Linked DNA regions of Homo sapiens: all the other regions are linked to region 1. The links are chromatin contacts, found by Hi-C or POLR2A ChIA-PET in ENCODE. All regions are on one chromosome and are shown on one strand. Each heading gives the region's core, a stretch centred on a gene start or an enhancer-like site at or near the end of the contact. The rest is flanking DNA. Distances are from core to core; before and after follow the strand shown.

Region 1 (4,252 bases), core at 682-3,181:
AAATATCGAAGTACTGAAAAATGGAAAAACACAGAACCGTAAAATCACATTCATATAAATTCAGGTACAACTGTATCCAGTAAAATGTTCAAAATAATTTTCTCTGCCTTCACCTATCCAAACCTTCACCTATCCCAATTCTCAGCCTATTCTCAAGAGAGTAAGACTGTTAGTATATCGTTAATCAGGGTGTTTTAAGAGATGGGCTAAGACGGAGAAGCGCATTTGGGACACTATAGTCAAATCCCGTCCAATAAAAGGTAACTTTTCCTATGCGATGACGTTAGGCAGCATAAATGTCACTGGCCCTCACTGAAAAGTGAATATGAAGGTAGAGAGAGGGGTGTGGACTTGCCACTACAAATCTTGAGGGTAAACTGCTTATCTCCCCACCTCTCTGCCCCGTTTATCTGAGGCGATAACGATCTCTAAACACGAGGTATCGAATGGAGCCCAATGAATTTCCATGCCGCTTTTTTGACAGCTGCCTTCAAACCCGAAACCAAAACAATATTTCCTAAAACGAAAACGCTCCCTCAAGCGACATTATCCCCCAGTTTAAGTTGCAAATAACCCAGCCACATTAATTGGCCCTAATGAACCATGCCAGAGGGTCTTAAGTGGTATTACAAGGTTGCAATTATCAAGTCTGCAACCCCAAACGTCAAACTAGCACTTGTAAAAATCGCAGCACAAAACCATTACGGTTACAGGGGGTCTTTTTCTAAAAGGGGCCACTTAGAAACCTCAGGCGCGAATTAACAACAAACGCTAAAGAGCAAGCCCTTGCGGGGCGGGGGTGGAGAAGAGAAAAAAGTGCGAGGTTAAAAGAGAAGTACGTCCAGACCTGTTGAGTTCTCTCTCCGACACGCCCACTTCTAACAGATAACGCCGGCCCCGGCCGCAGTCTCCAAGTTGCGGGCTGTCAGCCCCCCGCGTGTGCACCCTCACGCGCCCCGCACGCCCTCCTCAAGCCAGGCGCCGCCGGGGCCTCCCCGGAGCCCGGGCTCGCGCTCGGGCGCGCCGGGGTGGCGTGCAAATATTCGGGCGAGTAAAATTCAGACGCGGCTTAGCGTTCACCACGAAAACGGGTGTCGGGCGACCCCCTTGGAGGGAAAGGGGACACTAGGGGGAGAAAAGAGGCCAGGATTCCCGCGAGGAATGAGAGGCTCGAAGCCCCCGGCAGTTCGACAGGGCTCCGCTCGCCGTCCGAGGTCAGGTTCCTCCCCCTCGGCCCGGCCAGGGGACGCCTGCGGAGGGAGAGGAAGAGGCCAGCGCTGTCACCCGCGCGCTGCCCTTTCGTCACCGTCGCCCGGCCCTTGCCAGCCCCCCACCCCCACTCCCCGAGGCTAATAAAAGTTTGTAGGCTCCCGCGGCGGCCCCCGAGTTGTCTCCGGTCCCAGCGGCACCTCGGGGGAGCGAGCGCGCCCCGGCCCCCTCCCGCCTCGCTTCTTACCTCTGGCAGAGGAGCCGCTCGCCCGCCACCGTCCGCAGTTCCCGCCGCAGCCGAGATAAACAACTTAGCTTGTGAACGCAGAAGGAGCAGGAGGGAAATATATTTTTTTTTTCTAAAAAAAGGAAGTAAACAGCCGCCCCTTTCTCCATGGGTGGGGGGAGAGCCCCTATTTAAGAAAGTCTCCCATTGCCCAGCTGACAAGCCAGCCCTCCGCCCCGCGCCGGGCTCCGCGGGTCGAGGTTCCGGGCGCGCGTGCCCCGTCCCGGTCCCAGCTGCTTCGGCCGCTCCGGCTGCGGCGTCTCCTTCCACCCACAGAATCCGTCCCCGACGGGCAGGCGGTGACTCGGGCTCCCGTCACAGACACGAGCTCGCAAAATGGAGGAGGCGGCGGCGGAGGGAAGAGAGCGCGGACACGCGAAAGGGCAGCCCGGCCTGGGCGAGCGAGCGGGACCGAGCGGGGAGCGGGTGGAGGCGGCGCCACGGCGCGCACACACTCGCACACACGCGCTCCCACTCCACCCCCGGCCGCTCCCCGCCCGAGGGGCCGCGCGGCGGCCGCGGGGAACGATGCAACCTGTTGGTGACGCTTGGCAACTGCAGGGGCGCCCGCGGTCCCTGCCCCCACGCCCTCCGCGCGGGCCCCGCCACCCCGGCCCCGACGGCGCCTGCACGCCCGCGTCCCCTGGCGTGGCCGCCCCGCCCGGTGCGCCGCGCTTCGCCCCCCGCCCCCAACTCCCCAGGAAAAAGGGTGGCGGCGGCAGCGGCGGGGGCCGACCTGGTCTCTCTGGGGCGGCGTTAAGAGGGCCACCGAGTTTCTCCAGTTTCTTTTCTCGCTACCTCCTTCCCGCCCCCGCCCAGCTCCGCGGCTCCAGACCCACTCGGGAGCTCGCTCTGCCCCTTGGCGGCAAGCGCCGCCAGTGCCCCTGCGGGTGACAGCGGGCGGGCCACAAGAGCCGGGGCGCCTCCCGCGGCTGAGCTGCGTGAGTGGCCCGCGCCGCCGCCGCCGGGCCGAGTTGCGTGAAGTGTGTCACTTCGAAAGGGGCTACGGGGTTGCACGGAAACGGTGCCGCAGCGTCTCGGCCGCGCTCGGGGCCGGGCGGCCTGACACGCCCTCTGGGGAGGCTTCAGGGAAGGGACGGGATAGCGGGGGTCGGCGCATACGTACTTTGGGCCCGGGGGGAGTCGCGTGCCGGCAGGTCCCCCACCACCGCATCATCTGGGCGGCCGGGTCTTCAGCTGCCGCCGCCGCGCTCTCGCACTGGGAGAGAAGTTGCAAAGCAGAACCCACCCTCCCCCGCGCCCCGACCGTCCCCCACCCTCTTCCCCGAGTCTGCGAGGCGGCGGCGGCGGCAGAAGGAGGCGCCGCCTGCCAAGTTCAACCCCCACCCCTCCCGCCCAATGTGCTCACACTCGAAGGAAGTTGCACGCCAAATGCAAAACCTCCAGCGAGCTGGATTTCTTTGCACTTTTTTTTTATTATTATGATTAAGGAAAGCAGGGGGCGGCAGGCTTAAAAGCAAGTTGCAGGCGAAATAGTAAGTTGCTGGCGAAATATAGCCCCCCTTCCGAAACTCCTGACCTCTTCTTCCACCCCGGCCAGGGCCCGCGTCCAAGTTCCCGGTGCAGGCCCCACCCCCGAATCTTGACATTTGCTGCCCTCGACTCTGTGCGTTGCTCACCCTATCACGTTCATAGGACCCCTGCCCCTACAAATAAAACAAAATACAGGCAGCTTTAAAATGCCAGCGTTCAACTCCCTACAGATGTTCCTGTTAGGAGCTTCCCCCTCAGTCCAAGGGGAAGGGAACTCGTGGTCCGTCCTGAGAAAGGAGAGGGCCGTGGGGCGAGGGGTGCCCGTGCGGGAAGCCCCCGCCCCAGCTCCCTTCCCCAGCTCGCCGCGTCGGGAAGGCTTGGACGATGCCGGGACCGAGCCTCCTACCTTGTGCGGCACAGATTATGATTTTTGTGACTCTGGGAAAGGTTGTGCTGTGTGGGTTTAGGGTTTGGGGAGGTAACTTTTGCGCCCCCACAGGTGACATCGCTTGCCAGCTCCTGACACGGGCGGGGGCTGCCGCAGCTCCACCTAATCCTGCTCGGGCGCTCGGCCACAGCCACTCTCTCACCTCCCGCCGCGCTCAGACTGACGGCGGCTCCCCCTGCTCTGACATCTTGAAGACGATTGGGGAAGCGCGTCCCGGAAGCCGCCCGCCGCCATCTTGGTAGGGTACAGTGTCGCCAGCCCGTCCCCGCGGCCACCATCTTGGCAAAGGTTCGCGATCGCGGGTAGCCTAAGCCGTCCTTCCTTGGTTCTCAAGGGTAAACGGTTCCCTGTGCATTGTCTGATGTGAAAGGAAAGAAGTAGGCTTTCAGCAAGCCTCTTGTCCGGAGACGATCTACGGGGGCCGCCTCCAGAGGATTCTGGAGCCGCCATCTTGGCAAAGGAAGAGATACTCGCCACCTCGGAAAAGAAGAGGGAACCAACCGTATGCCAACGTAGAACCCTCAGCCAGAAGAATTTTTATGAAGGGCGCTGAGCAACTCCATGTTAACAAAACCCCCTTCTGGACCCAGAAGGCAGACTCCGCTTCTCCTGTCCCTTGGCACAAGTCAACTAGAAGGAGGCCCTTGCTTTGGATGCTCATCTGTGAGGCTATGAGAACACTGCTTGACCTAGTTGCCCGTTTTTCCAATTTCTGAGCCTCAAGCACTAGAATGAGATGTCTTTCGTTAATTTGGCCCCTAAACTACCAACAGTTTCATGGGAAACAAATCAAGACCCAACCCTACAATAATGTT
Region 2 (4,252 bases), core at 1,232-3,731, 480 kb before region 1:
GGAGTCCTATGTCTGAAAACATGGCTGTTGAATTTTTTTCTATACCCTAAAACCTGGGGCTTTATTGTTGTGATGGTGAACCTTAGCTTTGGTGGATATTCCTGTGAGCCTGCTTTTTGTCTTAATGGTGCTCCTTTTCCTGTAGTGTCATGAGTTTTCAAGTTATCTATAAGCTGAGAGGAAATACAGGTGCATTCGGGTTATATGTGCAAAGGGCCTGCTAGGGTAAGATTCCATTTTCAAACTGTGTATGTGATAACCTGTTGTTGATACATGCTTCAAATAAAGATAAAGTGTTATGCCCTCTCTTTCCAATTTATGGCCTCAAGAAGAAACTGTATTAATTTTAAATTAAAATAATATTGTTTCTTCTAGCTTGCTAAGAGGTGTGTGTGTATGCATTTGTGTGTTTTTGTGAAATTGTGTGACTGAGATTATGTGTTTTCCAAAAAGGATCATCTTATGTAACAGACTTTGTTTCAACATTCAACCTCTAGATGGCAGTTTTGTGTATGTATTAGTAACTATTAGAAGGTCCAGTTGAAAATCAGCTGTCCTATATACACCTTGTATACATTGACAGAAGAGTGTGTGTGTGTGTGTGTGTGTTTTCTGTAGAAAAAAATAATCATGAGAGTATTATTCCTTAAAGGAAGAAGAGTATCCTAAATGACTCATTCATTCTCTAGAAATTCCTTCCTCCCACCCTTTCATCACAAATCATTCATACCCACTTTCTTGCAAAAACAAACATGCTCAGTTAGTTGGGCCTCTGTTTAAACATTACCCTTTACCTGGCTCTTTGAACTAAAGTGCCAGGCCCTTTGCTTTAGGAATGGCTTATTTAGGATGGTGCAGAAAAGATGAGTGATTTCACTGTCCTGTGTGTGCTGAGAACCTGGCAGTCCTACTTTTCCCTCCTGGTGCAACGTGCCTTTATCTTTTGCAACACATGAATCCATTTTTCCTGGTTTCAGACTTCCCCTCCCTCCCCTTCTCACCCCTTGTTTGAAATAATATTTTATTTTGCCTTCCTGCTGGTTGGATTAGAGTGCTGGTCTCAATGCCATGACATTTCAGGCAGGAAATGGAGTTTTCCTTCCTCAGAGGGTGTTATATGACTCTGACTTCCATGACTTGAGTTGGGAGACGATACCATAGTTTCTGAATTGCTTTTTGGCTGTTCTGTAAAATAAGTTAGTGGAGAAGTTCTTGGAGTCTTAGAATTCATGTAGTTTGAACTTGTCATGGAGTTTTTTTTTTTCTTTTAATTAAATGAGAGCATGCCTGTTTGCTGTTTGATTCTGGTTTAACAAAGAATGGGGTATGGTGGTTAATGGACTTGATTGGGAGGGTGATTGAGGCAACCCTATTTTTACTCTTTAGTCTGCCTGGTGAAATATGGAGTTTTATTGGTTGAATATACCAGTTTATTTACCAATTTCTAAATATAAAATGAGTTTGTCTTTTTAAAATCAAAACCAAAAATGAGCTATTATGTAATTCTGGATAGAAGAAACAGTTCAACCAGTACATTCCACTTATGTACATTTCTGTTGATTGTGAGATAGAATAGTAAAAATGAAAAAAAAATACATGAAACAGAAGCTATATTTTCATAGTTTGTTATCAATAGTAGTAACAGGTATTTGCATTCTCCTTGAGTCTCACTCATCCCATCAGTGAATAATGCCTTGTCCTTGTGCAGTGTGTTAACATTTGCTTGCTTCTATGTCCCTGATACCTAGCATGATGACTGGCACATAATAGGAACTCAGTCAATATCTGTTGCATTTAAGAGCCATGCAATTTAATATGCCAAAGATGTCTTTGGGCTTCCCGATGTTTTACGACTTCAGTCTCTCATAAAAATGTAAGAACTTATCTGATGTGGTTGGTGATACCTACTTTTTAGACTATTATTATTGCTATGATCCTAATTATTTTAGGAACATTCCTCTAAAAATACTAAGGTTGCAGGCTTTAATAGGTTATGATTCATTCATTTATTAGGATCAGATCCTTTTTTTTTTTTTTTTTTTTTTGATACGGAGTCCTGCTCTGTCGCCCAGGCTGGAGTGCAGTGGCGCAATCTCCGCTCACTGCAAGCTCCGCCCCCCGGGTTCGTGCCGTTCTCCTGCCTCAGCCTCCCAAGTAGCTGGGACTACAGGCGCCTGCCACCGCACCTGGCTAATTTTTTTGTATTTTTAGTAGAGACGGGGTTTCACCGTGTTAGCCAGGATGGTCTCGATCTCCTGACCTCGCGATCCACCCGCCTCGGCATCCCAAAGTGCTGAGAGGATCAGATCCTTTCTAAATAATTGATTAGAAGCTACTTCCAAAACCTTCTTAGAGGGTTGACCCTTGCTTCCTCCCTCCCTCCTCTTTCCAACTCTCCTTCCCTCCCTCCCTCCTTCCTTCCTTTCTTCTTCTCCTTAAGATGCTGGTCTTTCTGGATCCCAGGACATGTATGCTACATGCACAGGGGGGCAGTACAACATTGTCATTAAAGCATGGGCTTTGCTTTAGATTCAGGCACACCTGGGTTCAAGTGCAGGCTTTGGCACTTACTAGTGGTGTGACATTATGCAAGTAATTTATGTGAGTCTCAGTCTTTTCACTTTTAAAAGAAGAAATAATGGTAGTGTCTACTTCATACAGTTATTGTGAAGAATGAATGATAATACAAGTAAAGTCCTTAGCACAGTGGTTAGCACATAATAAACACTCAGTAAATCTACCTGTGGTTTGGGGGCTGCCAGTTGCAGCATCTTCTGGTTTCTTACTTCCTCTGTCTCTCACCTGTACCACACCCAGATTATCATGGCATATTATTAATTCTTTCCATGCACAAAGGTCTTGCAGAAGGACCTCAATGGTTTATTACATCAGAGCACGCATAGTAGTGCAGATTCATATGTTCTGTCTCCAAATAGTAGATTACCATTGCCTTCCAGTGATGGCACTGTGTCCTTGAGTATTGGAAGAAAAAGGGAAGTAGCCCAAGTTCCTCCTTTGTGGATGACCTGGAGATACTCTCCTGAGTTTGACTGTAAGGTGAATCAAGAATATAGACAGGCATCCTTCATTGTTGGTCTTAATGCATGAGATGGATGACTTTATAACATGTAATGATGACCTAGGGTGAAGCTCAGATAGATTCAGAGGAAGACACAGACAACAGAAGTTGCAAACTGGTGGTCCACAGACATGCTTGGTTTGGCTTGAATAGTGTTTGAGGCAACAGTTTAAAACTGAAAAAAATCTTTAACTGCTGATCATGCCTTCCCGCATGCCAGCTACCGGTTGAGCTGAATGACAGATATTTCCTTTAGGTGGGGTGTGTGCTCTCTGTTCTGCCGCAGTCCCCACCATGCCCTGTTGCCCACCTCCCCCATGAAGACGAGTGACAGCTTTTTTGCTTTGCACTTGCACTGTTGTTTTTCCCACAGAGGGGAGATAATTCTTTGTTCTTTGTTTCTATCTGAAAGTAAAACTGCAAAAGAAAAAACCAAGAGCAACATAAGACCAAGTCTATTTTCCTTGGATTAAAGAATTTCTTATCCAGTTTCCCTAATTTTTCTTACTTACCGAGTCTCCGTAGACATTTGGGTCTGTAATCTCATAAACAGACATGGAAAAGGTGTCATTCTCCAAGATTATTCTATGTGGCTTTGGCCATATCTTTGTGTAAATGAAGCTCTTCTGAACCCGAACCATTGCATTGTCCAGGAACTGTTAGGAATTCATTTTCCCAGTAGCACTTTAGAAACAAAGGACCACTTCCCTTCCCTGGCACTTGCAAAACTCTTCTTGCAAGTGGATGGCAGCTGATGCTCCATTCCTTATCATTCCCCTTTGTCTCCTAAATAAGCATAAGGGGCAGGTTTCAGACACAGGCTTTGAGATTGTGTGTTCCTGTGGGTGCCTCAGCTCTTCTACTTTGAATTTGACCCTTAAATATACAGTAGTGTGGATGGAAGCTGGGGAATGAACTCTTGCCAACAGAAGATTTATAGTCTTATGAATGAGTAAATTCTAGATCTTTGGAGGTTGATTTAGAAAGAACGGTACTGTTAAATTCTGAGTGTTTTTGTTTCAGTGGGGTGGAGTTAGTAATAGCTTTTCCTTGTCCAATAGGAAGTGGGTAAATTGCCAAACCACTGAGATCACTATTGTTGACTCAGATTCAGGAATAAGATTAGCGTAGGAAAGCTGTCGAGTAACCCTGGAATTGGGGCTGGTTGTGATT
Region 3 (4,252 bases), core at 618-3,117, 430 kb before region 1:
GTAGCATCTGCTTCCCTTGTGCTGCTAAACGGCATGGACTTGGAAAAGCTGCTCACCCCTCCTAGGCCTGTGGTTCTGCAGCTTTAATATAAAAGGGGTAGGACTAGAGAACTGCGTCTACAGTAGTGATTTTCAAATTATGTTTCAAGAATCTTTGGGACTCTACAGTTGCTGAGGTGAAAGAAACCTTTCTCCCAGCTTCTTCCAGAGCTGCCCTGCTTTCATCTTGCTGGTGTACTGGGGTTTCACATTCAATTTTTATCTGTCTGTCTATTTTTGATAAAAGATATTCTGTACTAATAGTTTTAAAACCATCAGATTAAATGACCTGAATGTGGTTATTGTTTCTTACACATAGTTAGCTACTTAATAAATAGTTTTAATTCAACTTAGCTTTGATCATTTAGCAAACTATAAAGATGATCCCTGAAAGTTTAGTCTTAGCTTTGTTCTTTAGATGTTTCTTGTGTGTATCATCTCCCAATCGACAGTCAGTAAACTTCATCATTCCCAGTACCTAAGATTGCAGTGTGTATACTTGTGTATACTTTATTACCCAGCGTCCCTGAGATTACTTAATAAAGGATTTTATAGGATAAAAGTAGCTCCAGTCTTTGTGTCCTGGGTTGCCTGGAGAGTATTAAGAAAACATAATAAAATTGGTTGAGGTGTACCATACATGTATTTATCTTACATGAATTCAACTATAAGCATTCTGCAAATAACAAGAATATAATGTGGCCTCTGAACACCAGTAACTGCTTTGTCTGGTGCTCAGCTGAATAAACCACCGTATGGAGGAAAAACTCTCCGTGGAACTTAGTGACAGGCAGTACAGTACAGTTTAAACAAAGCAAAGTATATTATGCCATATGCCCGGCTTAAGGGCTTTTCACGAGAAATTCTCACTCTATCTGGATTTTGCCTTAAATGTTAGCTGTAGAACCTAACACCCAAGTAAAGATATGGTATCATCATATTCTATTTCACTTCATTGGAAGCTCTTTCCCATGAAGGATTCTGCAGATTTTTAATACATGGTGATGCTTCCATAAAGTACTCCTTTAAAGCATTTGAAATAATCTGTTTGAAATAGGAGTATGAAACCATTTAGAAAGCACCTCTCTAAAGGAAATTAAGTTTATGAAGTGAATAAGTGAACTAATGTCATGCTAGCAGCCTGTGTAGAGGATCTACTGCTTCTGAGGGACAGGGGTTATCGGCTAAAGGAAGGACAGATCTCTTGATCCCTATTTGGCCCTTTTGCTAACCCTGAAAGTAGCCCAAGAGCAAGGCCTCTGAAATGCTAGGACATTTGACCCAATCATTATTACTACATTTTTGTATAGTCTCAATGGAGTCTTTAACATCCATACATAATAGATGTATCCATCCAATATAAATTCAATGAATAAAAGCGCACCTAAGTAAGACTGTGTATTGAAAAATGCAACGTTCATAAGATATCCTGTTGGGAAAAGATATTTTTTTACATGCCAAAAATACAAATTGAGACTTTACTAAACTAGATTGGAAAGACAGTTCTGTAGAGACATCTGGTTCCCTGTAGGTGGAATTTCAACTCTTAAAAGCGAGCATATCAACTTAAATAGTATGTGAACTAGAGAATTTAGATTTTGAACCTGCTGGTTCAAACTTTTCTGTGTTTGCCATCATCCTCAGGTAGGTTCTCCTCATCGTGTCAAAGATAGGCCCTTGGAGACCAGGAGAAGCTCCTGGTCTGTACCCTACCCATTTGCACGCAAGAGTACACCTCTGTGGTAATAGTTCCAGCAAAAGTCCCAGGGCAGGCTCTTTCATTGGCCTGGGCCAGGTTCTGTATTCATCCCTAAAGTGGTCACTGTGACTGAGGCCACTCCTGAGTCATATGCTAGCCCTGGGGTTAGCTCCGCCCAACCACACAGACAGAGCTGAGGGAAGGAGTACACTAAAGGAAAATTGAGAAGTTTTAGTTAGAAAGTGGGGATGGATTCTGGGCTGGCAGAAAGAACAGATGTTCCTCATAATGAGCAATTGCAAGGGCTCATACAAGACAAGTTTCAGAGGGGCTATTGATGGTGTGGGTAAAGAAAATTATATAAAAGTAACACCTCAACCCGCGGTTCTTCCTTGAGATTATGGTTCCTTTTATTTCACAATTTGTGGCATTGCTGGGCCAATAAAGAGAACTTCAAACAGATATTCCACATTCTTTTATTGGCACACAGAGGGCCATCAATTAACCTTATTAAAAAAAAAACAACAGTGGAAGAATCCTGTTTTGAAATCTTGATTTGCTTTAAAAGCACGTAGATGGTTGTTGACAGATTTTTGTTGGTCCTGGGGCTGCCACAGGTCAGCCAGGTGTTTTTTTCCCCCTGCTGGATACGGATCTTTGGACATTTGCCTCCAGTCTTTGCGTTGAACTCAGCAGTTTCCTGGGTGAGGAGGCAACCTTTGTGTGCTCAGCTTCTTCCAAAGCAGCTGTCTCTAGAAGTTGCTAGCCATCTCCTGGTTAAGAAAGAAGATGGAAGGTGGTAGGGAGAGGAAGCAAAAACATTTCACACTGCCTCCCCAAAGACAGATCTGTTATCCTGCCTTGACCACAAAAATTCACGGAGGAAGTCAGTGAGTCAGAGATGCGCCAGGGTGTAAGTTGTCAGCACAGTTCAGCGAGCTCTGGTATCTTGTGTTTCTCTGTTCGTACCACTACTGCTTTCCTTCCTGGCTACATTCACCAGCATGAAGAAACTGGAGCAGCACCTTGAGAGGTTTCATCAGCCCATGGCTGGGATGGTTGACAGATCACTTGCAAAGCCATGGGAAAAGGACCTGGTTCCTCTTGACTCCTCTGACTTATTTTCAGTGATCCGACATCTTGAAAATATTTTCCATTTCACTCCTAGGTTCTTGTAGGCCTTCCCACAATGAGCACATTCAGTCTTAAAAATTTTTTTTCTGCTTTAATTGGCGTGGGGTCGGATCGCTTCTCCTTGGGTCTTAACTGTATTCAGAGGGGCTTAGGGTTTGCCCAAGGCCTCAAAGGCCATGAGTGGTAGGTCATGGTCAAAGCATGTCCTCTTTCCTCAATAGCAGTGTTGGCCTAAATTCATTCTCCACTTCTTCGACTCTCTTTCTCTTGGGTGATGAGGAGGTATGAGATAATGTGTGAGAAATCCTTGGCCATCTTTGGAGTGAGGGGCTCTGTCTATGTACCTGTGTCCCCATCCAGAAAATACATAGCCAGGGTTGGCTGGTGCTGCTCTCATCATTGACATAACCAATCTGAAACTGGAAACCGAAGCACCAGTATAGAATGGTGGCCAAGAGGGTGGTCTGGTTTCAGACAACCTGGGTTGAATTTAGGTCCCATCCCTGACTACTTAGAATAATTTTATGCCCCAGATTCTTACCTGTTAAATGGGGATGATTTTAACACTGACTTCATAGAGTTCTCAGTGCATTTGAATGAGATAATCCATTGAAATCAATTGGCATGATACTTTCCACCTCTTGAACACCCTATAAATGTTATTATTATCTTAATCCTGGAGCTTTATGTCAAGAAAGGAGTTTGCCTTTTTTTTTTTTTTTTTTGTAAAAATTGAAAATTTTCAAGATAAAAAATTGGGGGAAAATATAAAGAAGCATAATGGATGATATAATGGCCAGTCATGTCTCACCAGTCAGCTTCATCAAATCTTGACACTTTACCACATTTATTTTTGAAAAAGGAATTAAAGCATTGCTGATTCATATCCTCTGATAAAGCAATGCTAGGGTAAAGGAAAAAGGAGGCGAAACTGTTTAAAACAAAAGTGACTTAAGACACCTAATGAAATGCAATGTGTGGACTTGGGTTGGGACTTGATTTAACCAAAGCAATTATACAAAGACCTTTTTGAGGCCATTATGGAAATCTCAATGTGGGCTGCCTATCAGATGATATCAAGGAATTATTAATTTTGCTAGGTTTGATAATACCATGGTGAAGATGAAAAAAACGTTATTAGCTTAAAGAAGATAGGAATTTGTAGGAGAGAAGTTTGTCTTTTTAATGTTTCTACTTTCTGCCTCCTTAATAAATAACAGTGTTACCTTGGCAGTTTCATCTGGGCGTTGTTTCTCTCCTCTCTATATCATCCCCCAAGTCTACTGAATTTTGAGGTCCCAGCTGGTGTCAGAGTTTTGCTCTGCAATTGCTTTTTTCTGGCTCAGTCTGTGTGTCCAGTTGGAGTGAGTCTGCTCAGAA
Region 4 (4,252 bases), core at 1,121-3,620, 390 kb after region 1:
CACCTCCTGGGTTCACGCCATTCTCCTGCCTCAGCCTCCCGAGTAGCTGGGACTACAGGTGCCCGCCACCACGCCCAGCTAATTTTGTGTTTTTGTATTTTTAGTAGAGACGGGGTTTCACCATGTTAGCCAGGATGGTCTCGATCTCCTGACCTCGTGATCCGCCCGTCTTGGCCTCCCAAAGTGCTGGGATTACAGGCGTGAGTCACCACGCCCGGCCCCAACGTTGATTGATTTTTAACTTTTTAGTTTGATGACAGGTCTCACCAAATAACACCAAGACTGTATGCCTTTATTTAAATGACGTATATCAGCTTTTGTTGCCACTGTTGCTGTCACAGACATGGCAAATAAACCAGCTGTGACCCCTAAGAGACTGTCTTCTCTAATTGATGAAAACAAAAATTGCTGTTTTGGCTTGATCTGAAGGCTGGGTATATAGAGAAAACATAAATTTATTTCTAGCCTTGATATAAACTCATCTGTTTGCCATTTGCCTGGTACAATTGAAAGTACCATTCTCACAGCCAGCCTGCCTGTAATGATTTCTAATACTTGCTGCTCCCAATGTTGTCAGAACTGTGTCCGCAACATAATATGCAAACACTAACTTTTGCAGATGTCAATAATTATGCAGGTTTATCAGTCTAGAAGGTCAGCATATATTATAGAGCAGACAGTTTAGGCTGATTAGAAACCTCAAACACTGATAACAACTTGAACATCTCTTATTGTTTAAAACAAACGAAAAGCCCAGGAGCTCTTTCCTGTGATTTATTCCTTGAGGATGCTGTGAGAAAGATGATTGCATCAGATTGTCCAGAATCACAGGTTGATGGCATCAAGCTCTTGCTATTTGCACTTGTATTCTTCATCAGGAGGCACAAAGAAACACAAAGCCTGTGTGGCAAGGCAGGGAAGGCAGAGAAAAGAAAGAGGCTGCCTCTGAGGTCCAAGAACTATTAGTAAGGCCAAGGTGGGGAGGGCTGTGGAAGCAGAGAATCTGGGTTTGAATCCAGGGCCTATCACTCATTGGCTGTAGGATCCAAGATAGATTATCTAATCCCTCCCAGGCTTAATTTTCTGTCTGTAAAATAAGAAAAATAACATTTTCCTTCTAGGTTGTTGTGAGGATTAAATAGCATAATAAATACATAGCCCTTTTAAATTAAAAATTGCTATTGAAATACCAGGTATTAATTATATTCATAGATGCTCTGCCATCCCCATTTTTAATAGATTTTGGAAAAATAGTAGGAATGTCTGGGCATCAAAAGCCCTGTGTTCTTTTGAAGCATCCTGAATGTTGGGAAGACAATAAATATGTAGTGGGAAAAATTCAGGCACGAACAACCTGGGTTTGAATTCTGCCTCCACGCTTCCTACGTGACACTGGGCATGTTCCCAGACTTCTCTGTACCTTTTTCCTCATCAATAAAATAGGAATCCTAACAGTAGTTCCTTTAAGGGCCATTGCAAAACTAAATGAGATAAAAGAGTTATTCTTTATAATTAGCAGGATTATCTATGGAATGAAATTGCTGACTAAAAGGCTACTTAGCAATTTCATTCTATAGATAACAGGTGATGGATTCCAATTCCGTAGATCAGGAACAGTACATGGAAACCTTCATTTTCAGAAGTTCTAAGTAACTCTGAGATATAGCCTTGGTTGAGACCTGTTGTTGCCATAAAGCAAAATGTAACCATGATTTCTTGTTGTTTATGGAACAGGTCCATAAAGATCCTACACACTGCTAAGAGATTTTTCTTCTTGACCTTCTCAAGTCTCAGTTTCTGTGTCATTACATGGACATAATAAGGTCAAACCTCGCAGAGTTCCTATAAAGAACAGTGTTTATGAGTATAAACTCTGGAGTAAGACGATATGACATGGAAGGAACTCTTATCATACCAGGCGAAGGGCAGAAATCAGTAAGGTTTGTTTCCCTTTCTTCCCCTGACATGCGTTCATATGTCTGGTCTAGTGGGTGAGGGAGCCTAGCCCCCTGCCCACCTTCCATATCCCCATCTCCGCATGGTTTCATTGTTCCTTCCCTACCACATGTGCCATGACTCTTAGGAAACAACAAAAAATATTTGATTTATTTTTAGAAAACTGCTTCTGAAAAAAGCCAATGTTAGTGCCAGTGAAGAAAAGGAAGAGAAAGTGAAAGGGGTATGAAAAAGCATTCTTAGCCAGAGAAAACTAGTTTAGGTCAGAGTCACTAAGGATCTGAAATCATCTGAATGTTATGGAGGAAACTGTGTGTTCACAAGTACAGATATTCCCATAGGATTTGGGATAATTTCTAGTAAAATCTAAGGGCTATCTATATTATGGAAATCTATGTTGGGCCCCTCACTCCCCATGGCCATATCAAGCTTACAACTAATTGCGCCTGCCAGCCACAATCACCCAATCTGTGTTACCACCAGACAGAAACTCACTTATTGCCTTCGTGAAGAAGTGGGTTATTCTTTGTCGTCTGCCATCTGTGTGGTCTTTGCAGTCTCCCGTATGCTGAACACAAGAATGAAAGCCTGGCTCACTGCCCTTTTTCAGCAGGGATAACACAACCATGTGCTTACTGAGTGTGTAATTGAACAATCGGCTCAGACCCCCTTTTCTTTGGAACCTCAGGCAGAGATTAAATTTTCACTCTGCAGTCAACCTCATGTCTCTTCCCTTGAGGACTGGGTGGCAGATTTTCCTCCCCCGCTGTGAATTGTGCTGGGTCCATTATTAAATTTTTTGCTGGTGAATGAGGAAATCCAGGAGACATGAGGTGATTTCAAAAGCACATATTCCTTGTTTTTTTTTTTTTTTTTTTTTTTGTAAGGCCTTTGGGGAAAGAACACAACTAGATTATTTTAGGACTTTATTTTATGAAAAGAGAATTAGTGGTCTCTGGAAAATTATATGTATTTGAAAAAAATTCAAGTTATAGTAATTCAAGTAATTAGGAAGTTAGTTTTGACAACACTGAAAATACCAGCTGAGCCCCTAAGGACCCAGGGTTCATCACAGGGGGTGAGAGGAAGAGGAATAGCAATTTAGGCACAAGATACGTGGAGCAACTTGTCCCTGTAAGATATGGCTGCTGTGTGTCCTATCTCGCAGGAGCAGAAGCAGATTTTCTGCAAGGTTGTTGTGATTCACTTGCAACTCCCTCTGCCCCTTACAACACAGCAGTACAAACCGTGTTGCTTTGTTGAGGATTTTAAGATTGAGCTCAGGGTGGCAGTTTCTTATGACTATGCTCAAGGCACTGAGTGAATCACTTTACATCCAAAATTCACTTAAGCCTCCTAATATCTTCACAGGAGGGCACTATTGTTACCCAATTCTACAGCAGGAAAAATGGAACTTAGGAATGTGAAGAAACATGCTCTCTGTGGATAGCTTGGGAGCAGTGGAGCTGGAATTCAAATCAGGTCTGATAGATGTTAGAGTCTGTGCTCTTTAGTGTTATGCTGTGAGGCCTCGGCTAAGGACCATTCTCCTTCTGCTTACCAGGAAGCTTCAGCCTGAGCACTCCCTCCCACTGGAAGTAAATAAAATTTAGAGTTAAAATTTCAGATAACTCTCCTCCTTCTCTTCTGTACCACCCTACAATTGTCTTTATTTCCACAAGATCCATGTTTATTTAGATCCCTAATATTCTTTTTGGGGCTTTACCTTACCTAGTTTATCACTTCACCAGATATACTCATCCATCTGTCCGTCTGTCCATCTGTCCGTCCATCCACCCATCCATCCACCCGCCCACCCATCTATCCATTCATCTGTCCACCCATCTACTTTTTTATTTCTTCAACATCCCTTGATGAATATATATTGACTAGCCAGGCATGGTAGCTCACACCCGTAATCCGAGCAACTTGGGAGGCTAAAGCAGGAAGTTTGCTTGAGGCCAGGAGTTTGAGACCAGTCTGGGCAACACAGTGAGACTCCAACTCTAAATATATATATACCTACCACCCAGTAGACTACAGGCACTGAGTTAAGTGCTCAGAATATGATAAATGGTGAACAAAATAGTCATGATTTGTGACCTCGCTGAGTTTATAGCCTAGCAGAGGAGACAGAAATCAACCAAATAGTCACCCATAACTACAAATTGTGACAAGTACCTTAAAGAAGTGGAAGAAGTTGCGAGTGCACCTAATAGGTTGTCCAGGCTTGGCCTGGGGGAGTTGGAGAGGCCTCCCAGGGAAAGTGCTATTTAAGCCGAAAGCTGAAAGTTGA
Region 5 (4,252 bases), core at 626-3,125, 380 kb before region 1:
TCTTATCATCTGGCCAGGCCAGTTACTCCCACAACAAAAGGAAAAACCCACTGGAAAGGAAAAGCCAGCTGGATTGGTAACACTGCTCTTGAAGGGAGGAAGACAACCTGCTACTGTTTCTCAGTCTTGGTGCTTTATGAGTGTTCATTCATTTAATCCTCGTTACTGTATTTCTCAAAGTGGGGTGTGCACACCACTGGTGGTACACTAGGTCATTTGAGAGAGTATATTTTAAATTACCATCTAGACTTCTGTATTTATTTTGATGTGTATTGTGGGGGAACATAAGTTCTCTGAAATCCCCTGATTTTATTTTGTTTTATTTCATTTATTTTTTTGAGACCCCTGTCACCCAGGCTGGAGTGCAGTGGTGTGATCACGGCTCACTGCAACCTCCGCCTCCTGGGCTCAGGTGATTCTCCTGCCTCAACCTCCCTAGTAGCTGGGATTACAGGTGCCTGCTACCACACCTGGCTAATTTTTTTTATTTTTAGTAGAGATGGGGTTTCACCATGTTGGCCAGGCTGGTCTCGGACTCCTGACCTCAGGTGATCCGCCTGCCTCGGCCTCCCAAAGTGTTGGGATTACAGGCATGAGCCACTGCGCCTGGCCAATCCCCTGATTTTACAAATGTTATTGCTTAGCACAGGGGTCCACTTTTTTTAGTAAAGGGCCAGATAGTAAATATTTTTATTTTTATAGGAGTATTCAACTCCGCTATGGTAGTGTGAAAGCAGTCACAGACAATATGGAAATGAGCAGGTGTGGGTGTTTTCCAGTAAAACTTTGTTTTACAAAACAGGCAATGGTGAATTTGGCCCAGGGACTGTAGTTTATTAACCCTTGGCTTAACACAAGGCTAAGTTTTTAAAATTAGTCTAAATGGGATGGCATGAGGTTTTGAGAGGGAGCATGAAAGTGTCACACGATGGGCTGCCATTTGTACAAATGCTGTTCACAGCAACTGAGTTTCCAAAGGAGCTCACAGGCTTAAAGAGGTCAAGGGAGCACAGTTGAGAAGTAGTGAAGCTCATACTCAAACCCTAGCCTGCCTCATTGCCAGGGTCATTTTTTTCCTGCAACACTTCATATGCTTGAAATCTTTGATCCATTCTGCCATCCTGTTCATATGTGGTCCACCCATGGGGGCTGGAAGGAATTTCATCATCAGACTCCAACATCTAACCCCTCTAGTTCTTTGTGGCTGAGGGGCCATCCCATATTCCTTCTTAGTGCACCACCTCATTAGAGCCCTCAGTGGTTCCTCAAACACCTGTGCACAGTGCTGGGTGCACAAGGGTCACGCATTTCACTGACTGGCTTCCCCAGGGTCAGACCCTTAGTGTGGCCCACCACTCTCCCACAGGGATTTGGCAACACAACATAATGCTTTATATGTTGTTTCTGTACATCCACTCATCCTTCTTTAGGCCGTCATTCAGAGCAAACTCCCTGATGGCGTTTTATTCAGGTTTGCCTTGTTTTATGAGGACAAGATTGAGGACCAGGAGAGGAGATGGGGAGGGACATCATTACCATTGCTCTGTTTCCTATTGTTGTGCCTCTGACTGTACATTTCCTTCATCTCTGTTCCTCAGCCTCCCTTGATCTGTAAAACAGAAAAGGAGATTTAGGCTTGAAAACTGTAGGGAAAGCCTTGATGGGATCGCCTGGGCCACTATTTTTAAAAGACATCTAAAGCCTTCAGCCATTACCAAAAATCCACCGTCTCATGAAAGCAGCAGAGGGCAGAAAAGAGGATTTGTTTTTCTTTTGCTTCTAGTCACCTTTGGCCTTTTGCTGTTAGAACACCCACAGTTGAGAGGCAGGAGGAGGCAGCCACCGGTAACCAGGATCCTTTTGGGATCAGAACCATCCAGAGGCTGCCAGGCCTCTGCTGGTCGGTGGCTTATAAATAGAACATTTCCCCTTTTAAACCTGAGAAGGGTGGAAGGCATTAATGGGCACAGTGGCCTGGCCGCCTATGCACTGGCCCACGAGGCAGTCAGCTGAGTGCAGCATCCCCTCCAGCTTTCTCTCCAGGCCTGCCAGGTCTGAGCTGATAGAGGACAGACACTCTGCCTCCCTCCCTTGCCTGCGTTCCTTCCTGCCCTCCTCCCCACACCCTTTTTCTTTCCCCTTTCTCCTCTCTCCTGTGCATGCAGTTTCCGTGGCCACCACTTTCATCTTCTGAGCCGCAGTCAGGCGAGGTGGTATAATTCTAGCTCTCCCTAGGTGCTGACTTTCTACACCTCACTTTTCATTATGAGTTGCCTGTGCAACACAGTTGCTGTGGTGCATTGAGCTTGAATTACATTTAGTTGAGCTGTAATACCCCAGCTCTAGAATAGCCCTGGCTCGGAGGGCAGGGGGCTGGAGAGAGAAGAAGGGGCAGGAACAGCTTGTTTTTGCAGATATTTTATTATTTGAGTTCCCAGCTATTTTGTTTGATGAGACCCTGGCCCCCAAAGCTATGACTGGTGGTGGTACTCCTTGGACTTGCATGGATAATCAGAAGCCTTTCTGCTTGTCCTAAAAGACACTTGACAAATCTACCCTCTCTCTCAGCTAGCTTTAGACTGGCAGATGCAGCCAGTGTATGCCTCTGCCATGGCCTAATATTCCCCTTTCCCTCAGTGATGTGGGCTCTGTACTGACAGCAGGCTGCAGCCTGAGCAGGTGTGAGCCACCCGTTGCCATCCCAGTTTGGGCTTCAGCCAAGAGACAGTGAGCAGGTCCCTGGCTACATCTTTAACCCCTAAAGCCCAGTGCAAGGGGTTATTGAGACAGAGACTAAAATATTTCCCCCACTGCCACCGAGTACAGGCTTCCAGTTATTGTGGTTAATGTTTATTGAGTACATACTGGGGAGTGGGCAACATGTTCACTGCTTGATATACGTTATGTCATTTGATCCTCCTAAGAACCCTATGAGCTAGATACTATTATTGACCCCATTTACAGATGTGAAAACTGAGACTTCATTCTGAGGGCAAACTTGGTCACTCCCTGCACTGATCAGAGTTGTCAGAGCCTGCAGCTCACAATCGGCATGTAAGATTGAGCAGAGGGTAGAGTAGTGCTTAGAAGTGTTAGCTCTGGAGTATTCCACACGTGGTTTGAAATCCCAGCCTCAAGAATTACTGAGTGTGTGATTTTGAGAAATTAATTTCTCCAAGCCTCAGTTTCTTTGTCTGAAGGTGGGAATAGTTTTAATAATTAAATCTTTGGTTTTTTTGGAAGAATAAATGAGATTAGGATGGACATCCTTTGCTCAATGGTGCCTGGTATTATCGGCAATGATTAAATGTTGCGCTTTATTCTTATTACCAATAATGTCATCATTATCCAAAGCCAGAGCCCGTTTATATAAAAACGTGGCACTGTACAGTCTCTTTAAAGTTCCTCCGGGCATTGCCTTATTTGATTTTCACAACACCTGCATCTTATATGTGAGGGGAATGGGTCAGAGAGGTGAAGTATGCCCAGCTTACACAAGCAGTTTGTGGAGACACCAGGGCTCAAATCTTAGGCCTTTGATTCTGAATGCCCTCTCTTTCCCTGCCCTTCGCTGCCTCAGAGTTTGTTGTGACCAACAAATTGTTCTTAAAGCATTTCGAGGTAAGAAGACAGATAGGTAAAGGCAGGAAAGTGACCTTGATGGGCAGAGGCAGTTGGTTCTCTGTTTGAAACACTTCCACCCTCAGAAAGCTGATGATGATCTCTTTCGGTTGAGAAATCAGTGCAAAACCACCGGGCCTTAAGGCAGAAGGGAATTGAGGCCACTGTGTAATTCATTCTCAGAATGTCCAGATCCCCATGTAGGAGACAAATGGTCCTGATTAAGCTGGTCAGTGTTACTGCAGTGTGCATTAAGCCTTGCTCTTTTGCTGCTATTCTGATTTGGAATTTTAAGGTGGACTAGGAGATTGCAGAAGTAGAAACCCACAAAGAAACACTCCTTCCATCCCAGGCAGATGTATAGTCCTCAGCCTGTGCTGTGCAAGAACCTACGTGCTGTCACCCTGGATGCCTGTCTTTTGCCAAGAATTGGAACACTCTTTAGAACCTCCCCTGACTGTGGCTGAGAGCTGGTAGGTTTATTCCCATCCAGGCAGATTTTTGTTTCTGTTCCTGCTACCTATTTTACTTTACTCTATGTCTCTTTCAGCTTATTTTTCTGTGTGTTTGTTTTCAAGAAACAATGAAAAAAAAATAGATGCCTTTGTATCTGGTAGGCTAGGGAAGAAAA
Region 6 (4,252 bases), core at 556-3,055, 350 kb before region 1:
ATAAGAGGACCCCCCTCCACTTCTGCTCTGTAGTCTGATTTCATTGCCTGGATTATAATCTTATGACAGCTCTGGGTGCCCCAGAAAGTAGCCCCCAAAAGTGTGTTTGCTGGAGTGGGGTTGGGGGGTTGCAGCATGGCCTTTCCCCCACACCCCTGGGTGGCTTGGGCTATGTTGTTGGTGGGCAGAGGGCCACCACCTATCACATTGTTTCCCCAGCTGGATTTTCCTCAGGCCTTCATCTAAGCTTTGCCTAGTGGATATCCTGGTGGCAGGAGAATGTTGACTGAGAGCCTAATTTTCTGTGCTGTTAAAAATTTGTGTCCCTTTTTTGTGTGTTTTTACCATGATGATAAAGGACTGCAAATTCAGCATCACTGTTTTTCTCGTCCTGTAACCTTTTTTGTTCTTCTTCTTCTTTTTTTTTTTTTAAACCACATTTAAAGCAAACTTAGTAAAACAGAGAACACAATGAAGGTATTATACAGCAGTGCTGTAAAGCACGGAATTATAGTAGCATGCTTCACCCACTTACCGCCGATCCAGCCATGAACTATCCTTCCTTACTCTGGGACCTTGAATGTCTGCATTTCTTTTTTTATGCCCCTTATTTCCCATACCTTTTCACAGAGTGGCATAAATAAAAGCAATCAATGACTTCTTTCTGAAGAAATCAAAATGCTTTATGATGATTTCTAAGACCTAAAGGCTTACATAGGATTAAGTGGAAACAGCCCAGACTTTGAAGACTGGAGCCTACTGGAGTAGGGGAACCATGAGAAGAGCAAATGTCCAATTTTGTCTACCAGTGAAGGGTAGCAGACAAAAGATGACAGGACCAGAAGATGATAGACTACTTGGATAGAGGATTGATCATTCTGGGAGCTAGCAATACGGCTACTAATCACAATCCTGAGTCCCCAAAGAAGAAACACAGAGATGGAAGCTCACCTCCTCTGCTCCAGCCACCATCACCTTTGCCTGTTGGGATGCTTCAGGCAGGCTCTCCTAAGACTGGGTCTTGAGCCAGTAAGAGCTTTTGGATCTCAAAACAGAAGGGACTGTTAGAGATAGGAAATGCACATAAAAAGCTGGCATTAGCAGTTGCCTCTACCTTTTCATGTATATCTGTTTTTTTTTCTTTGAATTCTTAACATGTGCGTGTATTACTTTCTCACTTAAAGAGAGAAAAAGATTAATTTGCATACACTATAATGTGTTATTAGGAAATTCAAGAGTACATAGGTAACTTTCCTAATAATTTCCTCCAAAATATCCTTCATTTTGTCTGCAACACAGTAATAGACTAGATGGCCCTTGGGACTGATCCAAGTGTGACATTTCTAAGACGTTCTCCGCTTATAACCACTGCTTCCAGTCTGTGTCTTCTGATTTTCTGAATTCATGTGATAGTAGGTTCAGGAGGAAATAACATTCATTCTGCTTTCCCCACATGATGCCTTTTGTACATTGGATTGCTCCTCTAGTTTAGATCTGTTTTACTAAGCAGCAGTGGTCAAGGGACATGGTGGAGAGAAGTGTACTGAGTTCTAAAGAAGAGTGTAAATGACGTCTCTGTGGCATATTCAGATGCCATCAGGAAGCTTTTGTAAGTGAGGGGAGCATCAGGAGGGAGGTGTGGAAATCAGCAGCACTTTCTGAAAATGGTGTAGCTTGGGAGGCTGTATTCAACTTAGCTTGGATTTTAAATGAATTAAAATGGATGTGCTCAAGTTATGAGCCTTGCCTCATCAGTGCTATAAAAAGCCCTTTAGCCGGGCTGTAATTTGACTCTCCTCTCTAATGTTACGCAATATTCCTATGGTTACAGAGCCCGAATAAGTGGAAGCTAATCATTAGTTTGCTAAATGTGGTTCATGCAACAGTTCACAACTCCCAGACTTGCCAACTGCTGCTTGTTCAGTTTCATGTTCACTCTTCTTGGGTAGAAGTTGGTTTCTTCTTTAGAAAAATGTACAGTAACATTTGTCTCACATCCAGGAACCATGCAGGATGGCAGCTCTCCACGTGTCTTAGGATGGGGAGGGAAAGAGGTCATGCAAAGCAGAGGTTTTTGATACATACTCTTCTGCAGGAAAAAGCCATTCAGGGAGTGCAAGATGGCAAAGACACAAATTAAAGTGGCAGACATTTTGGATACTGGGAAAATCACATTTTGTGAACTTTTCAGAAATTTGCTGTGATAGAACTCTATGGAATTTACTGTTCTGTAGCCCCAGAAATAAAATTATGCTCTTGGGCCAGGCGCGGTGGCTCATGCCTGTAATCCCAGCACTTTAGGAGGCCGAGGCGGGCGGATCTCGAGGTCAGGAGTTCAAGACCAGCCTGGCCAATATGGTGAAACCCCATTTCTACTAAAAATACAAAAATTAGCTGGGCATGGTGGCACATGCCTGTAATCCCAGCTACTTGGGAGGCTGAGGCAGGAGAATCGCTTGAACCCAGGAGGTGGAGGTTGCAGTGAGCCAAGACTGCGCCACTGCACTCCAGCCTGGTGACAGAGTGAGACTCTGTCTGAAAAAAAAAAAGAAAAAAAAATTATGCTCTTTAGGTTTTTCCTTGTTTGTTTCATGTGACAGGAAAGACTTCATTTTATTGCTCAGTGTCACCTGCAAACATCATACAGGTACTGTGCCTTTGAGAGCCACATGTTTCTGAGCTGGGGACCCTTTCCTCTCTCATAACCCAGTATGTGTCAGGGGAACACACGGAGAGCAGTAGATACCAGCTGGATTTGTGCCCCTACCTGGTGATGATAGGCTAAATCCTGAAGCCATTCATGAGTATTTGGCCTCTTTCTATTTGGATGAAAGTGGTTTCTTTCCCAGGAAATAGAAAATGTCTTCTGCCCACCTCTGACTTATTTTTTTTCCAGCTGAAAGGCTGTTGGTCCTGCAGGAGGAACAGCTTTCTTCATTGATGTCCCAGAATTATTCTTGGAGACTCTTCAGAAAGATGCAGTCTGGTGGCTGCCTCCCTTTACCTGGTGCATCATTTAGATCTCTTTGCATTGTAAAAAGACGGAAATCCTGACCTCACCTGGCTTAAGGGGAAAAAGGAATTTACTGGCTCATATGATAAGAAGGAGAGGCAAATACAAGGGTTCAGGATCCACCATTTCTGCTTATCTTGTCTCTGGGTTGTCGGACTTTCAGGCTCTGTGTGGTGGCACCTGGCAGTTACATAACCTCCTAGTGCAAGCCCAGCAAACAGCAAATATCTGTTCGTGAGTCCTGGAGAGTTACTCTGATTGGGCAGGCTTAGGTCTTGGGCCATCCCTCATCCAGGCACTGAGTCCAGAGAGTTGATATACTTTTGGCCAGTCTGTCCTGAATCTCATTCTCCACCCCTGGAAAAAGTAAGAAAAGGGTTGCTCTCCAACTCAAAATGAGGTGCTATGCAGAAAAAAAAAGGACTGGGAGCTGGTGGCAAAGAACTAGTCTTTAGCCAGTATGAGGGAGCTGGATTCTCCCTCCTGTGCACTGAAAAAGACTCTGTGACCCTCCCACCAGTATGTGTATGACCTGGCCTGCCTCACCAGGGACAGGATGGGGATCTGTGAAGCAATTACACTCCCCAACCTCTGCCTCTTCTTCTCACCTCCTTGTGTGCTACTCAGGAAGATTATAAGAATTATCTCTCCTGTTCTTTTATCATACATGCTTGTTTAAAATATACTGATTTGTTTAAAAGTCCATGCAAGAAGAGACAAAAGAAATTGTCAGAGCTGATATGGTGGTTCTCATTGCACATTTGAGCTTAAAGCAATTTTTTTAAAAATACAAAAGTAATGGAATAAAATCATACCACAGTCCACCACTTTAACCCAACCACTAATTTAGAGTATTTCCTTTCAGCCTTGTTCATATAAAAAGTTCATAGAAAAAGTTTCTCATAGACATATCTTGTTTTTTTTTATTTGACATTATATAATGCAGGCATTTTCCATGTTGCTTTACAGTCATCGTTGTCATATAAATCGGCGAGGTAATATTCCATCAGGTAGACATACGGTAATTCACTTAATCATTCTTCTATCGTTGGACATTTAGGTTGTCTCCTTTTTTTGTTGTTTTTTCTGCTTTTGCAAAGAAGAGTGTGTGCTGAACGTTTCTGGGGTCTGTAACTTTTCTCGTGCCTTATCTTATTTTCTGAGGATAGACTGTGAGAAATGAGATTACTGGTTCAAAGGGTATAAACGTTTTTAAGACTTTGATACATATTACCAAAT
Region 7 (4,252 bases), core at 1,284-3,783, 320 kb before region 1:
TTTGTCTGAGTAACTCTTTCTCTGGATCTGTTGCTGGGGACGTTTGAGAGTTTGGAATACTGTATTTTCTACTTTGCATTTTTGGGTCTTGCTTTGCTATTTATAACTTCTGTTTAGTATCTGTTGCTGGCTCTTAGCATAGTGATAATGCCGTGATTGCTTCAGCCTTGACACTTGTCCCACCCCCCAAGACAATAATTATGTCACCCTGGAGGTGTTAGGAAAAATTCTTCTAGGATGAATGAATTGAGCATTCTCTCTGGACTGTCACAAAAATATGGAGTTGTGTTTACTGTTCCCATCCAGAAAGAAATGCTCTCATCACTATCTGTCCCTGCTCAGAAGTCATGAGGAATAACAATTTATGCCCAAGAATTTATGAGGAACATAAAAAATAATAAAATTAGTTTGAATTTGTTGAAAACCTGTTATATGTCAGGTGCTTTAGATATCTGGTATCTACTATCATTGCAGAAGTCCCCAAAAGCAAAAATTGGGATTTTTAATTTACAGAGGAGAACACTGAGATTCAAAGTTACATACCTTGCCCAAAGTCACACTGCTACCAAGTTTCAAAGTCAAGAATTGTATTCATGTTTCTGGCTGAGTCTTGAGCCTATTTTGTTCTCACTATACTGTAGCCGCACATAAGCGTAATTACAGATCTGAAACCAAGAAGATGGGAGTTGTATATAGCTCACTTTAGACATACCTCTCCTTCTAAAGTATTTTATTTCTCTTTGAATTTCATAAAATAAGATTATTCATTTTCAAATCACAAAAGCCTAACTGATGTTTTCCCATGGCTTCTGTTTAAAAGAGTTTTCCTTTTCTACAGAACGTCACGGGTTTTTGAGTTTAAAAATGAAGGGAAGAGGTTGATGTAGCTCATTTTTATTTTGGTATTCATAGCTAAATATCATATTCTTTAAGCAAAGATTGTCACTGTAGAGTGACATTTTGCATTTTGCTGGACCATATCGATGAGTTAGAGCTACCAAGAATCTCAGCCGAGTATAATACAGCAGTCGAAGGCAGTCTCTATGTATCTTGGGGAAGCTAGAGCTGGAGACTTTTTCTTCGTCTTCTTCCTTTTTCTTTTTCCCATTAGTCACAGGTGTCATTGTTTCCTAGCTATGAGCTAGTTTACATTATTAGGCCACGGATCACTTCCTCTGGAAACTGGTTTACCATGCAGATATGATCCTAAAATTCCGGCTGTATTTCTGCTCAAGCATACATCGCAGTAACCGGCCTAATGATCAGTTTTACTCCTGCCAAATTTATCTTTGTCTCGTTTTCTCCCCCTTTGCTCCACTCAGGCATACCTTGTGAGATGAGAGAGCAAGTCTTATGTCTCTTAATATCTCCAGCATCCATTCTGTTGACCACATCATAAGAGCACAGTAAATATTTTTTGAGTGGAGAAGAATTTCCTGTTTAAGCTTTTTTACTTCTTTTTGTTGTTGTTTGGAGACAGAGTTTCGCTCTTTTTGCCCAGGCTGAAGTGCAGGGACACAATCTTGGCTCAATGCAATCTCCGCCTCCTGGGTTCAAGCGATGCTCCTGCCTCAGCCTTCCAAGTAGCTGTGATTACAGGCACCTGCCACTACACCCGGCTAATTTTTGCATTTTTAGTAGAGATAGGGTTTCACCATGTTGCCCAGGCTGGTCTCAAACTCCTGAACTCAGGTGATCCATCCACCTCTGCCTCCCAAAATGCTGGGATTATAGGCATGAGCCACTGCACCCAGCTGCTTTTTTATTTCTTAACTCCGATTCAATATATCTTTCTCCCATCTTATATCTCAGACTTATCCCTCTAATAAGAAAACCTTGAGATACTTCATTTGCAAAGGTTGAGTTTCAAGTCATTATATTACGTGTCATAAAAATTAAGGCATGATTTTAGAGCAAACAGTGTTCTTCAAGATAAGAGGAGACACTCTTTAGTTCTTTCCACTTTAAAGCATCTGCAGGCTCTCGCCGTCCACGTCATTGACTTTTATATGATGCCACCAGCTCATCCGGATGCATTCAAAGTGTGGTCAAAACTATAATTGAGTGGGAATTTAACAACCTTCAAAAGACTCTGCCTTAATGACCCGACTGTAGGGGACAGATTAATTTTCAGTAAGATTTGGGATCATAACTGTGGTCACAGTATTCCCTGCCATTAAAACTTAATCCTAGTTTAAAAAATTAAAAAATAAGTTTTTCACTATATGCTATTAAAATAGAAAAAAGAGAACAAGAACCAGACAGATTTAGCTGTCTGTGCCCAGCCATGAGCTCTAGATTCTCATCACTCTGTGCTGATTGATTGGCAATGGCTCATAGAAATGAATTTGGAATGCATGGAAAAGCTGCTCACCCTCTTTTTGTTCCCTTGAGCGGAATGCATGGGGTGCTTATGGGAAATCTGGCAGAAGAGCAGGGGAAGGTTTATGGCCTGAGTTTCCACAGATTTGGAGGGAGGCGTGTTTTTAACCAAAAGGGAGCCCTGCCCTTTTTACTGCCCTACTTACAGGGAACTCTGCCCTCTCCAGCGTGGCATACAAAGACATCTTGTGATCTGGACACTGCTTCCTCTCCAGCCTCGCCTGTCTCCACTCCATGCCAAAGGCTCGCTGCTTTGGGAATAACCAGCTGCTTGTAGGGCACACAGTCACACCTCTTTGCCTTTGCTTATGCCAACATCTCCGTTAGAAATACTTTCTCCGCTGGGCGCGGTGGCTCATGCCTATAATCCCCACACTTTGGTGAGGCCGAGGTGGAAAGATCACGTGGTCAGGAGATGGAGACCATCCTGGCCAACGTGGTGAAACTCCGTCTCTACTAAAAATACAAAAATTAGCTGGGCGTGGTGGCGCGTGCCTGTAATCCCAGCTACTCAGGATGCTGAGGCAGGAAAATTGCTTGAACCAGGGAGACGGAGGTTACAGTGAGCCGAGATCGCGCCACTGCACTCCAGCCTGGGCAACAGAGCAAGACTCCATCTCAAAAAAAAAAAAAAAAAAAAAAAGAAACGCTTTCTGCACGGGTAGAGTTTCCTCTCCCTCACCCCATGCGTTGTGCGAATTGTGGTCCCGGCCCCGGAAACTCTTGATTCGCTTGTTTTTCTTCCTCTCTGTTAGAGGACAAGCTTCTTGATGATAGGCCCCAGTGTCTATCACATCATTTGTCCCACTCGGCCTGGCCTGCAGTAGGTGCTTCATAGAACATCCTCTGGTGGCAGATAGTAGGGGAGACATTCACCAGTTAGTCTCATATACATATGTGATGAAAAACAGAGGCAGAGCATAGGGTCTCTAATTTGGGGATAGGGGAGGTGGGTAATGTAAAGAAATTGAGAAATTAGTTGAGAAAAAAGAGGGGGACAAGAGGGAAGAGAGTTCCAGTTAATGGCATGTGTGAAGGCAAGCAGTGTCACAGGAGTACAGAGAGGAAAAGGTCAAGGTACAGATTAGCTTAGGAGAACGCGACAGAGGCAATAATGTAACTGCATATGATGATGAATTTTTAAGCCAGATAATTAGTCTGAGTTTTATAACTAGGCAGGCAACACTGAAAGTCAGAGCTGACTCTATTCATGCTGTCCCTGTCCCAGACTTTGAGGATAGCGGCAGCAGATGCAGAGCGCTCCACAGCATTGGTTCAGTTAAACCAAGTGTTTATCCATCTGGTTGGATTTGAGTGAGTGCCAAAAGTTAGCTGAGGATTCCCAGCCCTGAAGTGGCTGTGGGTACGAGGAAGGAAACAAACCTCCTTAACCGAAAGAATGTCCTGAATTTCAAACTCATTGGAAACCATCTTGGTTGCTCAGATTGTCTTACTTTTTAAAAAATGGTTTCTTATAATATTTAAATAGTTTTAGCTACATTTTCCCTATTATGCAAGGAAAGGTTTGACTTCCTAAGGCTGATAGATTTCCCATTAATAATTTTTTTCACAAAGAAACAAGGCAAAACCCTTGTTTTTATCCTAGTCTTTGACTGTCAGAGCTGGCCTTTCAGGGTTCCTTATGGTATCTGCTAATGGTGGCTTCTATCACCTGTAAAAGAACAGGAGTTGATCAGATCTTGTCATCAGATATGATGATAAGAAAAATGTTGGAAGAATGTTTTTCTCTCCAGAGTATCTGGAAAAAGAATTATTCCAGATGGCTATATTAAGTTGCATATAGCCATTCAAGGAACTAGAAAACTTCCAGTCCCCTCTGGCATTACTAAAATGACACAAACCCATTGTT

The links. A loop is a pair of places that touch in the nucleus more often than their neighbours do. ChIA-PET counts read pairs that join two places held with the same protein, here RNA polymerase II (POLR2A). Pooled maps may share reads with other maps.
Region 2: a map of CD8-positive, alpha-beta T cell shows a loop between it and region 1 (5-fold over the local background). The contact joins the enhancer-like site here to the promoter of NR3C1 in region 1. A Hi-C loop is called at or near these places in 65 of 168 maps with a recorded cell type or tissue (A673, B cell, CD4-positive, alpha-beta T cell and 41 more), 37 of 37 single-sample maps with no recorded cell type and 46 of 50 pooled maps. POLR2A ChIA-PET finds 5 or more read pairs at or near these places in 7 of 52 experiments (A549, CD4-positive, alpha-beta T cell, CD4-positive, alpha-beta memory T cell and 4 more).
Region 3: a loop to region 1 is called in a pooled map, with 4 times the contacts of the local background. The contact joins the enhancer-like site here to the promoter of NR3C1 in region 1. A Hi-C loop is called at or near these places in 1 of 168 maps with a recorded cell type or tissue (PC-9) and 9 of 50 pooled maps. POLR2A ChIA-PET finds 5 or more read pairs at or near these places in 7 of 52 experiments (CD4-positive, alpha-beta memory T cell, MCF 10A, PC-9 and 4 more).
Region 4: a loop to region 1 is called in a map with no recorded cell type, with 4 times the contacts of the local background. The contact joins the enhancer-like site here to the promoter of NR3C1 in region 1. A Hi-C loop is called at or near these places in 3 of 37 single-sample maps with no recorded cell type and 2 of 50 pooled maps. POLR2A ChIA-PET finds 5 or more read pairs at or near these places in 2 of 52 experiments (OCI-LY7 and activated B cell).
Region 5: a map of psoas muscle shows a loop between it and region 1 (7-fold over the local background). The contact joins the enhancer-like site here to the promoter of NR3C1 in region 1. A Hi-C loop is called at or near these places in 45 of 168 maps with a recorded cell type or tissue (A673, CD4-positive, alpha-beta memory T cell, GM11168 and 31 more), 36 of 37 single-sample maps with no recorded cell type and 33 of 50 pooled maps. POLR2A ChIA-PET finds 5 or more read pairs at or near these places in 20 of 52 experiments (AG04450, BJ, CD4-positive, alpha-beta T cell and 15 more).
Region 6: a map with no recorded cell type shows a loop between it and region 1 (8-fold over the local background). The contact joins the enhancer-like site here to the promoter of NR3C1 in region 1. A Hi-C loop is called at or near these places in 13 of 168 maps with a recorded cell type or tissue (GM12878, IMR-90, Right ventricle myocardium inferior and 9 more), 34 of 37 single-sample maps with no recorded cell type and 27 of 50 pooled maps. POLR2A ChIA-PET finds 5 or more read pairs at or near these places in 11 of 52 experiments (AG04449, BJ, GM12878 and 7 more).
Region 7: POLR2A ChIA-PET joins it to region 1 with 10 read pairs in A673. The contact joins the enhancer-like site here to the promoter of NR3C1 in region 1. A Hi-C loop is called at or near these places in 6 of 37 single-sample maps with no recorded cell type and 5 of 50 pooled maps. POLR2A ChIA-PET finds 5 or more read pairs at or near these places in 5 of 52 experiments (A673, MCF 10A, PC-9 and 2 more).

The regions. Positions count from the first base shown.
Region 1 is chr5:143,401,755-143,406,006 of GRCh38, forward strand. NR3C1 (nuclear receptor subfamily 3 group C member 1) reads right to left here and starts at 1,932. Exons shown (of 9, transcript NM_000176.3): 1 at 1,457-1,932. It overlaps LOC128966704, which reads right to left. Exons shown (of 2, transcript XM_054328421.1): 1 at 3,580-4,252; 2 at 2,912-3,162. The coding sequence starts at 3,887. The coding sequence ends at 3,132. RefSeq lists silencers at 928-1,027, 1,238-1,317, 1,558-2,827 and enhancers at 2,833-3,600, 2,878-2,947, 2,988-3,127, 3,528-3,767, 3,601-4,252 and 1 more.
Region 2 is chr5:142,921,835-142,926,086 of GRCh38, forward strand. All of the region lies in intron 10 of ARHGAP26 (Rho GTPase activating protein 26), which reads left to right. Among named protein-coding and RNA genes, the nearest start is that of ARHGAP26-AS1, 55 kb to the left of the region's middle. Within about 2 kb of position 2,482, at least 3 of the 41 ENCODE cell types and tissues checked have a DNase peak (open chromatin) inside an H3K27ac peak, as active enhancers do; they include CD8-positive, alpha-beta T cell and natural killer cell, where a contact is called at or near this core.
Region 3 is chr5:142,975,169-142,979,420 of GRCh38, forward strand. The region is part of intron 11 of ARHGAP26 (Rho GTPase activating protein 26); the gene reads left to right. LOC107986457 (a long non-coding RNA gene) reads left to right here. Exons shown (of 2, transcript XR_001742909.3): 2 at 1-3,615. Among named protein-coding and RNA genes, the nearest start is that of ARHGAP26-AS1, 110 kb to the left of the region's middle. Within about 2 kb of position 1,868, at least 10 of the 41 ENCODE cell types and tissues checked have a DNase peak (open chromatin) inside an H3K27ac peak, as active enhancers do.
Region 4 is chr5:143,790,066-143,794,317 of GRCh38, forward strand. No RefSeq gene overlaps it. Among named protein-coding and RNA genes, the nearest start is that of HMHB1, 20 kb to the right of the region's middle. RefSeq lists enhancers at 2,322-2,421, 2,542-2,621. Within about 2 kb of position 2,371, at least 3 of the 41 ENCODE cell types and tissues checked have a DNase peak (open chromatin) inside an H3K27ac peak, as active enhancers do.
Region 5 is chr5:143,021,761-143,026,012 of GRCh38, forward strand. All of the region lies in intron 12 of ARHGAP26 (Rho GTPase activating protein 26), which reads left to right. Among named protein-coding and RNA genes, the nearest start is that of ARHGAP26-AS1, 150 kb to the left of the region's middle. RefSeq lists an enhancer at 146-235. Within about 2 kb of position 1,876, at least 8 of the 41 ENCODE cell types and tissues checked have a DNase peak (open chromatin) inside an H3K27ac peak, as active enhancers do; they include GM12878, gastrocnemius medialis, heart right ventricle and 1 more, where a contact is called at or near this core.
Region 6 is chr5:143,049,931-143,054,182 of GRCh38, forward strand. All of the region lies in intron 14 of ARHGAP26 (Rho GTPase activating protein 26), which reads left to right. It overlaps LOC124901097 (a long non-coding RNA gene), which reads right to left. Exons shown (of 2, transcript XR_007058979.1): 2 at 3,923-4,183. Among named protein-coding and RNA genes, the nearest start is that of ARHGAP26-IT1, 140 kb to the right of the region's middle. Within about 2 kb of position 1,806, at least 9 of the 41 ENCODE cell types and tissues checked have a DNase peak (open chromatin) inside an H3K27ac peak, as active enhancers do; they include ascending aorta and gastrocnemius medialis, where a contact is called at or near this core.
Region 7 is chr5:143,082,043-143,086,294 of GRCh38, forward strand. All of the region lies in intron 17 of ARHGAP26 (Rho GTPase activating protein 26), which reads left to right. Among named protein-coding and RNA genes, the nearest start is that of ARHGAP26-IT1, 110 kb to the right of the region's middle. Within about 2 kb of position 2,534, at least 3 of the 41 ENCODE cell types and tissues checked have a DNase peak (open chromatin) inside an H3K27ac peak, as active enhancers do.